2 separate regions of the Homo sapiens genome follow, and region 1 is linked to region 2. The links are chromatin loops, found by intact Hi-C in ENCODE. Cell type or tissue: thyroid gland. All regions are shown on one strand.

Evidence for each region. Peaks named below come from ENCODE experiments on the same cell type or tissue, not always from the same donor. Only the 100,000 strongest peaks of a DNase experiment are listed, where the experiment ranks them.
Region 1: it touches region 2 in a loop (2.2-fold over the local background); 1 of 110 quality-filtered maps calls a loop at or near these places.

The regions. Positions count from the first base shown.
Region 1 is chr16:83,706,635-83,714,634 of GRCh38, forward strand. All of the region lies in intron 10 of CDH13 (cadherin 13), which reads left to right. LOC124900603 (a long non-coding RNA gene) reads right to left here and starts at 1,201. Exons shown (of 3, transcript XR_001752385.3): 1 at 1-1,201. RefSeq lists an enhancer at 3,393-3,562. In thyroid gland, no CTCF peak of the experiment used is centred here; DNase peaks (open chromatin) are centred at 3,757, 7,197 and 7,827; H3K27ac peaks cover 2,990 bases.
Region 2 is chr16:83,480,055-83,488,054 of GRCh38, forward strand. CDH13 (cadherin 13) reads left to right here. Exons shown (of 14, transcript NM_001257.5): 7 at 6,423-6,601. Among named protein-coding and RNA genes, the nearest start is that of MIR3182, 24 kb to the right of the region's middle. In thyroid gland, no CTCF peak of the experiment used is centred here; no DNase peak of the experiment used is centred here.

The DNA.
Region 1 (8,000 bases), 230 kb after region 2:
TGGTTGCAAGCCATGGAAACCAAACCTTATGAAGAGAAGAAAACACATATGCAGGCATGTGTGTGCACACACACACAAGACATAGAGAAGCAAAGAAAAATAGGATGAAGCAAGCTTCAGGAATGCCGGAAAAAGCTGCTTCAGCGATCTAGGTTCCTGGGATGAATGGATGATATTTTTAGGCTCTCACGATCAGGACAAATCAGCTCCAAGTATTTTCCATCCTTATGTCTCTCTGAAAACATTGTACGCTCCCAGCATATTAAGTCCTGGGTGGCCTGTCTTGAGTCGGACTCACTTCATCCCTTCACTATAGGAGAGAGAGGCACCATAATGGAAAGTCTCAGCAAGGCTACATGAAGAATGGGGTAAACTCATGGGAAAATGCAGGTGTCCCCACAAAGAAGGAGAAATGGATAAACAGCACATCTACTCTGGACATTTGCAGGACTAAGAAGGATACAAGATGGAAAGCAGAATATGGGTGTACTGTTCCCGCTTCCCAATATGCCATGCATGTTCACGCTCCAGAACTTGACTGTCAGTCACTCTTCCTAAAATATTTCCCTTCCTGCCTCCACCCATCACAATCCTGTTGGTCTTTCTAGGTCAGTTTCAAATACTGCATGGTCCGTAACACTTTCGGTGAGTAGGAAGTAATCTCTTTCTCCTTGAATTCCTCCATTCTATTTTATAACTTTCTTAGGCCATTATTACCTCCTTCTTTGTCTTAGCCATTTCCATTTTGCTTTATCCAAACATTTCCAAACACCAGGCACCTTCATCTCCTGTAACCTATCTGCTCTCTGTGTACTGTCATTCACTGAATGCTTTTAAGTTGACTTTAATTTGACTTGTCTTTCTTTTAACTTAGCAATAATATCTGTGATATGCCAGCTATATTTTTACCATTCACTTTAAAACAAATATTATTGAAATGTTTAAAATAATTGCTGATCCCCTGTTCTACTACTCTTCCCTATTCTGGCTGAGTTCCTATAAGACAGAGATCAGCTCTTAGATTCCCCGTGTATCATATCCCTGACATGCCGCACTGTGCTATTGATCTGGTGGCCGTTCAATAAAAAGTCATTGAGTGAACAAATAGAAAGCGAGAAAGAGGGAAGGAGAAAGAGTGAGATGAAATAATGAAGTTAAAGTGAACTGAGTGGGACTCATCTTTGGTGAGAGACCCTAAAGGCAAAAAAAAAAAAAAAAAAAAAAGAGCTGGGAAAGTTGAATTTTGAGGAGAAGGCAAGAATACTTTATTTTCCTTCTACCCTAATGACACCTTCTCTTTGGACTCATCCTCCTGTGAGTTGGCAAGGGGAATGGGGAGCAGCTTAAGCAGCAGCTGCCACCATGACCATTATTCCCAAGCAACTTGCCCAGGGCACCAGAAGGCATGAGCTCCATGTTTCCCAGCCAAGGCTCTTCCAGCCAGCAGTGCTGATGGGAAGAACAGGCAAGCCAGAGTGCCTTATCAAGTGCAAGACTCACCACCCATAGAGGATCCACCCAAAGCCACCGGGAGAACCAACACATCCCTGCAGACGACAAAAGCGTCCTTTTGCTCATGGCCACATGCCTTGCAGCACAAGCTCCTCTCAAATACTTCCCAGGACCTCACCGTAAGGGACAGTCAACCAGACGTGTGCTTCCACATGTTCTTCAAATGTGTTTTTCATTTGCTTGGGTTCAACCTCATTATAATGGCATTAGCCAGAGGAGGTAGCATGGTGGTTCAGGTTTCTGGAAGTGGGGTTAAGCCAGTCCTTTCACTTTCTTAACTGAAATTCCCCAACGCCCTTGGCTTACTCACCCCTCAGCATGCTTTGTTCTCTTTCTGTCTTTTTCTGTCTAGGTTCTCTATCATGAGTGTCCTCTTCTCTGAATTCATAGCCTTTGTGGCCTCTCTTCCTGCTAACCATGCTAGGCTAAGTAACGCCCACACCGCCTCCACTCCCCAAAGCTGTCCACATCCTAGTCCTTACCTTATACAGTAAAAAGGACTCTGCAGCTATGATTAGATGAAAGGTCTTTAGACGACCTTAGATCATCAGGATACACCCATTTTCACCATAAAAGTCCTTATAAGAAGGAGGCAGGGCCAAGCGCGGTGGCTCATGCCTGTAATTCCAGCACTTTGGGAGGCTGAGGTTGGTGGATCACTTGAGGCCAGGAGTTCAAGACCAGACTGGCCAATGTGGTGAAACCTATCTCTACTAAAAATACAAAAATTAGCTGAGTGTGGTGGCATACACCTGTAGTTTCTGCTACTCAGGAGGCTGAGGCAGGAAAATGGTTTGAACTCAGGAGGCGGAGGTTGTGATGAGCCAAGATCATGCCACTGCCCTCTAGTCTGGGCAACAGAGCGAGACCCTGTCTCAAAAAATTAAATTAAAAAATAAAAATTAAATTAAAAAATTAAAATGGAGGCAGGAGGGTCAGAGTCAGAGAAGGAGATGCAATCACAAAAGCAAGTCATTGGAGCCACATAAGGAAGAATCCAGAGGTCAAGGAATGCAGGCATCTCTAGATTCTGGAAAGAGCAAAGAAACAAATTCTGCCCTGAAGATTCTAAAAGGAACACAGCCCTGCCAACATCTTAATTTTAGACTCTGACTTGTGGGACTATAAGAATAAATCTGAGTTGTTTTAATCCACTAGGTCTGTGGTCTTTTGCATAGCAGACACAGGAACCTGAGATATTAACCTTCATCTACTTTCTCTTCCAATCTATGAGGGTTCCCCCAGCGGACTCCCTCTATAATCAGTACGGTCCATTCAGCATTCATCCATGCACACCCCAAGTTTTCCACTCTAGGGGTGCCGTGTGTGCACCATTTGAGAAACACGGCCTCTGCACAGGAATTGCATCATAATCATCCTTGCATCCACCATGTTGCCCACATGGGCTTTATACATAGCAAACACCCTGTAAACATGTATTTAATTGCATAGAAAGCCAGTATTCCATTGCCATCCACAGTGAGCCTCTTAAAATACATTCTTCATCAGACCCATTTATATTTGTCCAGAGCTAGTCATGCATGATGGTAGGAGAATGAAATGAATAATTTTATTTTTGCCATCAGGAAGTAAACATTTTATTCATAGACTTTGTCATCCTGTGTAATAGGGTCTGAGTATTCACTCTGCATTTTAGAACATCAGACATATGGAAAATCTATTTGATGTGTAGTTCTCAGTTCCTGACCTTATGTCTTTCTCAGTTCATTATTTCCACCTCTCTCTAGTCATTGGATTTGTAGAAAGAACAGAGATATTTAAGAAACATTATTCATTCCTTCAGAGTCTTGGATTTCTCCAAATAGTCCAAAAAATGGCCTATTTTTAGATGATTGAATTATACTAGAAAGGTGGTGATCTTGCCCCCAGATGACATTTGTCAGTGTCTAGAACATTTCAGGGGGTGCGAGGGGAATGCCACTGGCATCTAGGGGGCAGAGGCCCGGGTTGCTGGTAAAGTTCTCACAATGCACTGGACAGCCTCTCTGCAACAAGAATTATCCAACCCCAGATGTCAGGGGGGACAATTGAAGTTGCCGCTTCTCCACTCTCCCCAATTAGAAGTATCTGCTTAGGTGGAGAAATCCTGGGCTGGAACAACAGGCTGCAACTTGGCCAAATGACCTCTGATTAAAAGCAAGAGAGCTGGCTTAAAACCTGTTCAAGGCCATTTCGAAAAACCTGGAGGCTTTCCCTGACTGCAAGCTTGGTCTTGGGCAAAAGTGCCTTATGACTGCTAGAAAAGCTAAGAGCATCTCAAAGTTCAAGTGCTGGCATGGAACTTGGGCTATAGCATTGCATGCTGGCCTTCTGCATTCCTCTTGGTGCCTCTTTTTAAGAGGGATGTTGGCAAATTCAGGTGTGTTCAAGGGAGGCAACCTGGAAAAAAAAAAAAAGAGTGTTGCGGGGAGCTGAAGAAGGAGGACTCTGGAAGCACAGAAACCCAGATTCCTCCAGCCCTGTTACTGCCACTTAGCAGCCATAAGACCTCGAGAAATTGACTCACCATCTCTAAACCAGAGTTTCCTTGTCTTGGGAATTAACAGGAAGATTGTAATGAGTTAAAGTTCATGTGTGAAGCGCTTAGCACCGTGACTGCCACCTCTAAGCACTCAATAAACAGGGCTGTTTATGCTTGTTATTCGGAACGGGAGAGGGCTGCAACTCGGGCACCTGAGGCACAATGGGAAGTGCTGGAGCTGGAAAAGGAATGAGTGATGGACAGACTCGATCATCGTTGTGTAGCATTTGAAGGAGGCTGTCTCTGGTGGGCTGAACTACGATGAATGTTAGCAAAATTCTACAGGCATACTGGGACTCAACCTGGGGAAGCCCCGCAGGCTGCTCAGCATGGATCAGTGATCCTCATTCTGGCCACCAGCAGAGGTGCCTTGCTACACGCCACCACCTTGGGGCAGGTGCCACTGGACAGTAGCCTGCGTGGACAACTAAAGCTGTCCCTTCTCCACTCTCCCCAGTTAGAAGTATCTGTGACTTCAGATGCAGGGAGATTTTGAAGCTATCCCATTAGAAAGTCAATAGTCTGCCTACCTCATTCTTTAGCAAGGATGCCCCATAATTAATCAAGTGGGCTGAAGGAATAAAAGCCTCCTGTGCTCATTGCATTCTGTGAGCAAACAATAGCGGGAAACAAATGCCAGACGGGCTGTGGTAGGCATAACAGATGACATAGTAGGAATTGGTTTATCTTGGCATCTTGGGGGGCTTTATCTTAGTGTAATCAGTCAATTAGCAAACTTTCCTAATGGCTGAGAGGCACACTGGCTAGCATGTGTGTGGTTGTTTGTTTGTTTGGTGTTTTGGGGTTTTTTATTTTTTGGTTTTTTTGTTTTTTGTTTTTTGTTTTGAGAAAGGTCTTACTCTCTTACCCATACTGGAGTATAGTGGCGCAATCTTGACTCACCACAACCTCTGCCTTCCAGGCTCAAGCGATTCTCGTGCCTCAGCTTCCCAAGTAGCTGGGATTACGTGTGCATACCACTACCACCTGGCTAATTTTTGTATTTTTAGTAGAGACGGGATTTCACCATGTTGGCCAGGCTGGTCTCGAACTCCTGACCTTAAATGATCCACCGCCTTGGCCTCCCAAAGCACTGGGATTACAGGCGTGAGCCACCACACCCAGCTGGCCAGCATGTTTTTAGGTGCTTAGTAGACATTGCATTCTTTCTCCAGGGTTGCCATAACAAAGTACCATAGACTGAGCAGCTTAAGTAGCAGAAATTTAATTTCTTACAATTCTGTAGGTTAGAAGTCTGAGATCAAGGTGTTGGCAGAGTTGGTTCCTTCTGAGGCCTCTCTTCTTGGCTTGTAGATGGCTGTCTTCTCCCTGTGTCCTCACAGAGTCTTCCCTCTCTGTCTGTCTGTGCCCTAATCTCTTCTCATGAGGACACCAGTCATATCTGACTAGGGCCCACTATAGTGATCTCCTTTTAACTTACCTGTTTAAGACAATCATACTGTGAGGTGCTGGAGATTAGGACATCCACATATATATTTGGGGAAACACAATTCAGACCAGAACAGGCACCACTAAAATTTGGCAGCACCTTTTAAAAGGGCCTTGAATGGAAAGGAGAGAACCTGTGGTTTACAATAGCCGCCAGAGCACTGGGGGCTCTTGCGATCTCATGAGACCAAACTCCAGGTCTAGGCACACCTGGTTTGGGACAGGCCTGCTTTAGCATTGAAAACAGGATCTTTGCCCAACAGGAAGGTTGGAGAATGAGGCATGCATCTAAGAAAAAAATGCAAGCAAAATAAAAATTCCCACATATTGCCTTAATTGTCTTTACAGAAGGAAATATCCCAGGGCAAGAATCATCAGGGCATGCTCTGCGCCCTGCATTTGATTTCATGTTTTCAGGAGCACCCCTCAAGGTCTGGAGAAGCACAGGTGCTGTACCTGTACAAGCCAGCAAGGCAAAGAGGCCTGGTTGCAAGATGTGAGGCAACATTTTATATTTTACTTATGTTATTCAATTTGTCTACACATCTATCCTTTTCTGGAAAAAGACCATATTGCCACTTGAGTTTCAGTATTACAGACATTGTTTTCCTCTAAGTGACTAGACTCTCTGTTTAGCTCGCCACACAACATCATATCTGCCATGTGCTGTCACACACTAATAAAAGCATAGAGGAGTATGTAAAACAGCATTGCTTCTCTAAAAATTCAGCCCTATTAAGTTTGTTGGTACATCACCTGGATTTTTATTAAAGTAGTAAAAATGTTCCGCAAAGTGACTTTGAAGTAACAGTACGATTCTGAGCCACGTTAAAGAAATGTTAAGGTGGAGAGCTCTGTTGCTTTCAAATACTAGTATAATTCTGGCCAAATATCCCTGTTTAAAATGATCTGAGCACTTTAGGCCTTTTACTAATGTATGGATTATAGTTCAAGCCAGTAGCTAGGGAGCTGTGTGTTTGAGCCTCCATCTCTACCACCTAGCAGCAAACAGATCAACCTGGGAAAGGAGCAGCTGCCTGCACTTCATTCACTGAGGATTCTTCCAACCCTCTCTCCGTCTAACGGGCTGGGGTCCTTCATGGACGCATTGATAGATGACAGTGTGCCAATCCAGCACACACCAGAAATGGTTACTCCACCAGGGAGCTCACCTCATCTTCTGCCATTGGCCTCCCACCCCACATTTTTCCAATGAGGTTCTTTGAGTCCGACTTATTTTTGACAAAGCCACACTGGTTTGTAATGAGCATTGCATTCTTTTATACAGAGTTGGGGAGGGAGGGAGATTTTGAAGGGGGAAAACACGAACCAAGTAGGTAGATATTTGCATCTCTCAACTTTTCTCGTCACCAAAAAAAAAAAAAATTTCCTCTTCAAATTTGTAGGTAAAAAGACGTGTTTCTTTAACTTTACCTCTCACAAATGGTATGTTCATCTATCGGCTGGGACTCTTTTAGTTAAAAAGGAAACCTAACTCAAACCAGAATGGGGGTGGGGAAAGTGAATTGATGTATCTCACATAACTGGGAGATCCAAGGGTGGATGTGGTTTTAACCAGAACTCGATCTGAGGGTTTGTGGGAAATATTCAAATTAGAACAGTTAAGAGCAGACACCAGCCAATCAAAACAGTCCATGCCAGTGACGTCAGCCCTGCATGTGCCGTCAGGGTGGGGCTATCAGGAATCTCTCTCCCTCTTGACTGCCTTCCTCATTGTCAACATTACTCTCAAAGAGGCTTTGGTCAGGTTTCAAAAGGCCAGCAGTAGCTCTGGGTCTACAGCTCCCCAGCTCTGCACCCCAGAGAAATGCCTGTCCAGTATTCTCCAAAATTCCTGGGCTCATGCTCACTTGTCCAGAGTAGATCTCTAGCCCACCCTATACCCATCGCTGGCCACTGGCCCCATCCAAAACTCTGGGGCAGTGAGTGGAGGGGGGGCTGCCCTACGCCAAATCAGGTGGTCTTACAGGAAGAAGTGAAAATAGATGCCGCAGAAGCCACAACAATCCCATCCACTGCAAATCACACGATAGTAAATGGCACTTTAGACCCCTTCTATAGTTTCCAGAAATGTAGAGAGGATCACGTTGCTTTAGTGTCTTGCCCCAAGTGCTATTAATATCCCTGTCCCTAAAAGATTGATTTTTATTATCGGTAGAAATACTTAATAGAAATGAAATCTACGCTCTCGGTCATAGATAGCTGGCATAAAAATTAAACAAAACACTGTGAAGCATACTTCTGAAGTGACCGCATACCTAGCTATGCTGCCCCAGTGAGCTCAAGTGTGTTTTCATTAGGGCATTTGGTAAGCCTGGGGGAAACTGTTTCTGCCCCACAAAGGAATGTTCTGCAAACATTCAGTAACTAACCATGTGATGCTTTCTACCTCTGTAACTAAAGCTAAAGACTTTTACCTATTGACTTGGATTCTCAGCTATCAGTAGGAGGGACAGTTTCAAAACATTGTCTATAG
Region 2 (8,000 bases):
TGGCTCACATCTGTAATCCCAGCACTTTGGGAGGACAACGTGGGCAGATCGCTTGACTCCAGGGGTTCAAGACCAGCCCAGGCAACATGACAAAACCCCATCTCTACAAAAATTAGCCAGGCATAGTGGTGCGCACCTATAGTCCCAGCTAATTGGGAGGCTGAGGTGGGAGGATCACTTGAGCCTGGGAGGTCAAGGCTGCAGTGAGCTGTGATCATACCACTGCGCTCCAACCTAGGTGACAGAGGGAGACCCTGTCTCAAACAACAACAATAAAATTTGGGGCTTAACTGCCCAGAGAAGCCCAGCAGGTGAGGCCAGGTTTTAAAAATAGATAGCCCAGGTCCTCAGCCGGGCCACTGGCTTGATTCTGCTTTGGTTTTGCACACCAGGGTCTCTTTCTTTGTTACTGAGGACGGTTAGGAGAGAACTGGCTCATGTCCACCTGCTTGGTCAGGAAACAATTTTAGATTGGTGTGTTTGGGGTGGCCAGTTGAGTGAATGGCTGTAGGCTGTGTCCCAGGCACTACAGTCACATTTGCAACAATTCTCACATTGGCAGTCTGCTGCTCATGACGAAGAGACGTGTCTACACCTGAAAGCAAAACTTGGCCTGCAGGGTGACCACCTCATTCTGGTTTGCCCAGGAGTGTCCTGGAATCCCCTCAGTCCTGGGAGAACTATCTGGTTCTCATTTGGAACCAGGAGGCCCCAAACCCATTCAAACTAAAGAATCTTCAATGGAAATTTAGTTTCCAATGAGAATCGTTCCAACTAGATATTCCCCAAAATGCTAGAATTTAAAATAGCAGCTTCTACATCTGTCTCACCTGGCTAAGCACCCTAAGCTGCTGCTGGTCTAAGGCTTGTCTTCTGACACAGGGGCAAACACACAAGTAACGTTGTGCACTACAGGATCCATGACCACATTCTCCTTTTGAAGCACCACTATTAGATCATTCGGTCACAGAAAGCATGGTTTGATTGGAATTAGAACTCACTGCCTCCTCTGGTGAGTTTGATGCTTGACAACGATGTGCCATTTTGTCACATCAAAGAGGTTCACCTGGTGACATCTGCCATCTCTGCTCATGTTTGCTTTAACATCACACTTCTCCCTGGAAAGCACACTGTTGCCCTAACTGTGCTATCAGAAATCCAGTGCTGAATATAGATCTGAATGTCTATGTCTCAATACGTGATTCGCTTATAGGAATAGCATTTTGTAAAAAATGAGCCTGACACTTTTTGATCAGGCAAAGGAAATGTTTAGGGATGGAGTCAAAGAAATGTTAAGAACAGCATAATTTTGTCACTGTCTTTTGGAGCATCCCCATCCTCATGGCCAGCTGAAAACCCCCCGTCACTCTCAGATCTGCGCTCTCCTTTCTCAAGGGGTTGGCCGTGCTTGAAGTCACAGGAAAGCAAAACTTCAAAGCTGGCTTTCAAGGTCAAGAAACCAGGCGGCACTTGCTTTAATGAGAGAGCTGCAGTCAGGAGGAAGGGGCTACCTGGCCACAAGGAAGCGATCACACTTGTTAATCAGCCTGTCAGGCTGGCGGCCGTGTCCTTCGGCAAAAGAAAATGACGGCCCAACTTGAGACTTTCAACCAGGAACCTGGGATGTTTTCTTCCCCCTTTGGAGGAGCTGCTGCTAGTTCATCTGGCTCAGGGAGTGACAGGGTGATTATAATTTATTTTGTCACTCAGGAGAGTATTGTGACGGGGGAAAAGACAGAAATGTACTGTGTGGAAGCCCCAATGCGTGTCTGTCATATAATTACCCTTTCTCTGCTGTCTGGAAACACAAGACAAGCCCGGATAGGAAGCTGCATGAGCTGGTGAAAACAAAGTGGTGGACATGGAGTCCAGTGTGTGGGACTGCATAAGAGGAGAGGCACAGGCATCACCCACAGGCAATTGGAGCAGGTGCACTGAGGCCCACCTGCTGCATGTCAGCCCTGGGCATAGCATTGGTATGTGACCCAGGAATCCCATTCCAGCAAGGACCTCCAAGGCGCATTGAACAGGGAGCTCAGAGGCAGTCGTGGAAAATCTCCAGGCACGTTGCTCAGTTGTTCATTCTTCTTGGAAGACAAGGTACTGGTGGCTCTGGTCAGTGTGGAATGAGGCAACACTACAGTGAATGGCAAGAAGCCAATTCAACCCAAAGAACACTGATGAGGACCTACCGCGTGTCAGACACTGGGCTTACAAAATGAACACAACAGTCTATACCCTCCAAGAGCTCACATCTAGGACCATGTGGCCCATCACAAAAAGATAGACAGTTCTGAAATAAAGAGGTTCCATCAACAGCAAAGTTTGGTGAGTGCTGCAGAGAGACACCCTCTCTTGGAGATTGATGCTGTAAGCGTGCTTAATAGAGGCACTGAAGAGTCCTCTGGGGAAACCTTGCTTTGCGGTGTTTGCCACGTATTTCCCAAATCTGTTTCTCGACTGAATCTATGGAGCCAGAGTTCCTCGGAACCAATTTAGAGAATGCTGGTTTAGGAGGTTTATCCAGCCTTTGCAGAACACAGAAGTAAGGAAACCATGATCCAGCCTCCAGGGGAAGGTACTGGCAAGAGCCAAGCATTGCACTCAGCAGATAGGTTGGGGTTCAAAGTAAAGCCTGGTCTTAGAGGCCGACTAGAGGACCACGTGGAGACATGGTGTAGACTACAGAATGTGTGTGTGCACGTGTGTGTGTGTTGTTGTGATATCCACAGTAGAAACCCAGATCTGCACACTAAGACCATGGGCAGGGTGGGAGAAGGGACCCGGTGAGAGAGAGGGCTGTCCTGCGACCCTTTGTCCCACATTCTTTGGACAACTTAATCCTAGTCTCCTGTATCTGAGGCCTTTGCCTGCACTGCCATAATTGGCTCAGAACCCAGGACAGAGTTGGATAATGCAAGGCTTCCTCTCTGAACACTAATGTACTAGGCACTGTACCAAGTTCTGAAAATAGGTCATCCCATGAAATCCTCACAACAACCAAAGGGGAATGTTGAAAACAGGGAAACCGAGGCTCAGAGAGAGATGAATAATGTGGCCACGGTCACGCAGCTTGAAAAGACTTGAACCCAGATACGTCACCTCAGAGTCGTTGTCTTCAATGCTGCAAACCTATTTACATAACTCAGGCACAATGCGGTTCCCTCAGAGGCGCGATTTCCTCCAGAGTAAATCCAGTGATGCATTCGTGTCTGGGTGAAGACAAACACGGGGCTTAAGACCGAGTTCACCTGTTCCCTAACAATCCATTAAAATAAAAACCATTTTCTGTGTATGCTTGGGAATATTCCAGGATAATTTTGTGTTACATCATGTTATCCAACCTGTAAACAAAAAGATATCCTCAGTGAATTTCCTGATGAAAACTAAAGACTCATCAACCTGAAAGGTCTTTTTTTTTTTTTTCTTCCTCTAATCATTTTAATGCATATGTCAGTTGCAAGCCATGATGACTTCATTTTTATACCTTCCATGACTTCAATTAAAGGCAGATTAAATAGGGCACAAATCCAATCAATCGAGCATTCATTAGACATTAACTAAGTGCAAGGCCCTGGGTCAAGTGTACTTAACTGGAGACTGGTGTGGAATTGATGGGGTTAAGGCCTCCTCCTATGTCTTTGGCCACATGGAGCTCCCTTTAGCATGTCCCTGGGTAAGATCGCAGGCCTGAAATCTGCCTCTGATTTCTGATGGGGATATCCTTAAGTTTGCCTAGATCAGGAAGTTTAATATGTGTCACATTTCACATCAGTTTCCATAGACTGTGAGTGGCTGCCTAGACCACTGTTGGATAACACTAATTCTGTAGCATGTCAATGGGAGACAGAGTCATGCTGTTCCTGCTGTCTTCCAGAGACAGGGGGGCTGCATGGGCCAAGAATGTTCTTTTCTGAAGCTGAACCTTGAAGCTTGCCCTGAGACCATCTCACAGGGCAAAGAAGCTAGGTGGATAGGAAGTGCACCTTGAAGCATGTGGCCGGATGGCACCATTGGTGAAAATAGCTGAGACTGCCTAACAAATCAATCCAACCTTGAGGGTGGCCAGATCTTCGTTGTTTATCTGATCAATCAGGCCTAATGACTGATACTCTGATTCCAGTGGTGGGGGAAAAAAAACTGGCTTTGATGATTAGAGAAGCATTGCTATGGAAGGAAAAGGAATTCTGGGTGGTGGTAAAACCAGATGAATTCTATCTTTCCTTTAGGCTTCAGTGTTTTCTTTGTATGACTATTCCTGCTGCTTTGTTGAATAGACATCTGCGGCTTTGATCTCTTCCGGTTAGGTCACACTTTGTGAGTCCAGACAGATTCAAAATCAGAAGATGGGCCTTATATTTGTAGAAGACTATATTGGGATAAAAAGTTATGGTTAGGCAGGATGCCCTAATCCAAATGTGGTAGCAATACAATTGCTATTGTCAATCATCAAAACCAGCAGGCATGTTTTTGTTGGTGCTTATAATTATGCTCTTTGTAAATTAAATTTTAATTGCCAAAGCAATACATTCACCTTGTAAAAATAAACAAAATGTTATAGATGAGGCCAACATCTTTCCCGATGACCATGCCAAATCCCAATCCCCTCTCTTCTTCTCCAGATTTAACCACCATTACCAGGGAGAAGTTCTCCTTATAGAGTTGTTCTATGCACTTATAAACTGTACCTGTAAAACATGTGAATAAAGTATTGTGGCATGTTCTGTGTGTAAGCATGTTCACAAAAATGGTATCACTATCCCCCTGTGGGTAAGGAAAGTTAAAACGTGCCACATTTCACATCAGTTTCTGTATACTTCAAGTTGCTACCTAGACCACTGTTTGAGAACGCTGATTCCATGACAAGGTCAATGGGAAACAGAACCATGTTGTTCCTGCTGCCATCCAAAGGCAAGGGGGCTGCATGGGCCAGGAATGTTCTCTTCTGGTGCTGAACCCCAAACATTCCTCAACCTAACATTTTTACTAATTAATATATCTTGAAGAGTTTCCCACATTAGAACCCATTAGATCTACAGTCTTTTTAAGCTGCTGCAAAATATCTCAGTGTGAGAATACTATCATTTTGGCAATTCCCCTGTTGATGAACAGCTAGGCTGTTTCCAAATTTTTCACCTTGACAGATAATTCAGCTAGAAATTTATTTGCACAGATCCCTTGCGGACACGTGCAGTTGTTTCTGAAAGTAGATGCCAAGGAGGCGAAGGCATTGTTTTTACTCTTTGCTGCCCAATGGTCCTTGACAATGGATATACCAGTTTCCCTTTATATCAGCTGCATGGGAGGGAGACCCATTATCTGACACCCTTATCAATCATTGACATAATCCAACACTCCACATGCTTGTTATAGAATCAGGTCCTATTTGTATGACTCTTGCTTGTTTGTGAGTGAACCCAACCATGTTACCCTCATTTTATATTGGAAGTCCCTAAAATAACACGGCTGCTACATAGTAGGTACACATTAGTGTTTGCTCTCATTCCCTTTAACTGGAATGCCTTTTTGCTCTGAGGTCCCTTTGACTTGTTCCTGCCTACTCTCTTCTTACGGGTCCTCATCAGACACCTTTGTGCAAACCCCAGACTAGATAAGGTTGTTCATCTCTGTATTCATAATGCCCTCTCTCAGTGTGCCTGATAAGTCTTATTGTTTGTTATATATTTATCTCTTCTACTGATTTCTGAGCTCCTGCACACCCAGGAGCATGCCTCTTTGTACTCCTGTTTCCCCAACACGCAGCCCAGGCACATGGAGTTGGCATTGAATCAGAGCTTTAAAAATGAAGGCCATGGCTAGATGGAATCTTGTAATCCCAGCACCCTTGGAGGCCGAGGCAGGTGGATCAGCTGAGGTCAGGAGTTCAAGACAAGCCTGGCTAAAATGGTTAAACCCCATTTATACCAAAAATACAAATATTAACTGGGCGTGATGACACACAACTGTAATCCCAGCTACTTAGGAGGCTGAGGCAGGAGAATCACTTGAACCTGGGAGGCGGAGGTTGCAGTAAGCCAAGATCACGCCGCTGCACTCCGGCTTGGGTGACAGAGCGAGACTCTGTCTAAAAAAATGAATGTCCCTGTCACAAAGCCACATCCACAGTGGAATGAAAGCCCCTGAAAATAAACAGTGTATCACCAGAGGGAAAAATTAAGCAGTCACTCTGCTGAACAGCAAAGATGTTTTCTTCTTTATTTCAGGTCTTTTCATGGAATGAAACAGAGAGGGAAAGGAGGAAGAAAAGCTGAAACATAGCAAAGCTTGGGAAATACTTTTCTTTTTTAATTTGGAAAGTGATGGGCACACTGCTGCACTGCTATTGCCCAGGTGGGGAAGGGGCTCTGGCCGTTGTTGACCCATTGATAACCATTCCGTGCCTTTCTGTCTTGCCCCGGTAGGCACCACAGTGATGCGGATGACAGCCTTTGATGCAGATGACCCAGCCACCGATAATGCCCTCCTGCGGTATAATATCCGTCAGCAGACGCCTGACAAGCCATCTCCCAACATGTTCTACATCGATCCTGAGAAAGGAGACATTGTCACTGTTGTGTCACCTGCGCTGCTGGACCGAGAGGTGAGCTGAAAAGAATACACTTTCTTTTTCACGAGAATAGAATGTGGCTTTCATGCAAGGGATGATGTGGGGCTCCAGTCAGTGGTTTTTTTTAATACTGTAAAGGCAGAAATGAGGTGTTTACCATGTTTTGGTGGGGAAAATCTATAAAGGGAAATGGGATATTATGTGACCCAAGAAAACACGTGCTCTAAAAGGCTAAAGCGCCTGGAACTGTTTGTATTCACTCAACCTGATGCCTATTTCCTCAACAGCCACTTATTCTCTAGGCCCTGGTGATTCTAGACTCTGCCTCTGGCCCCTGCTTTAATGCTAGAAGGGAGAGGGAAGGACAAGGGAAGGAGGGGAAGGGAGGAGAGGTGGCTTCATCCAAGATCACACAGGCTGTCCTTGTTGCAGAGTCAAATGCCCATGACTCCTTTCTCCAACCCTTTGCTGCAGGCATCCTGCATTCCCCCTTGAACCCCTCTCTTCCTCCATCTCTGTTCTCATCCCTTTAGGCTTTCTCCGTGAAATCTCCCCCGTCTCCTGGGTCACATGTCACAAACAGGTGACCCCTGGCCCAGTCAGTCCACATGCCTGCTCTTTCGTTTTGCCTGCAGTGTTTTACAGCTTTTAGAATTAGTTGTCATATCAAAATATTTAGATTTCACGTTTCTGTTTTAAAAATGCCAATTTCCAGTTTTTCTGGACATCAGAAATCCTGGAGACATCAGGTCCACTTTCCACATGTGCACTATCGGTGGTGTGAGGTGTGATGCTCCAGTGGATCCAGGGTCTGCTGTCCCCTTTAGATGGGACATGTGCTCCCACCTCGATTACGTTTCCACGTGCATGGGCCCCTCTGGTCCTGCCCTTTCCTGAGTTTGAGGTCCACCGTGTAGCTTACCATAAGCTACTTTAAGTAGAAGACCCTCGCGGACCTCCAAACACAGCATCCTTAAACCAACTCGTGGATTCCTACCCATCCTTCACTCTCCATCCACCCTAAACCTGCTACCATTCTGGAATTCCCTGCTCCTGACATCATCCCACAGGCGTGGGGCCTTGGAGTTGTCCTTGACCTTCTGTAAGAACCATCAGCTCCACGTAACTGCTGGGCTTCCCTCGGGGGCTCTGTGCATTTCCCCCTCAGTGTTTTTGATGAAATAAATCCATGGTTCGGAGTGTTGTTTCCTCTGCTTTCTCCTCTCTTATGTGCTATAGTTTCTCAAGAGATTCTGGATTACATCAACCCCTTCTAAGAAGCTGTCCTCATCCACCTGATTCTTCCACAGTCTTGTTCTTCCTCCCATCTCTGACTACTCTTGCCTGTAGCCATCATATAGCAGTTGGCATGTGCTAATTAGGTTGTCATTTGTCTCTGAAGAAGATTCTCTTTCTCTTGGTCTAGACCTGA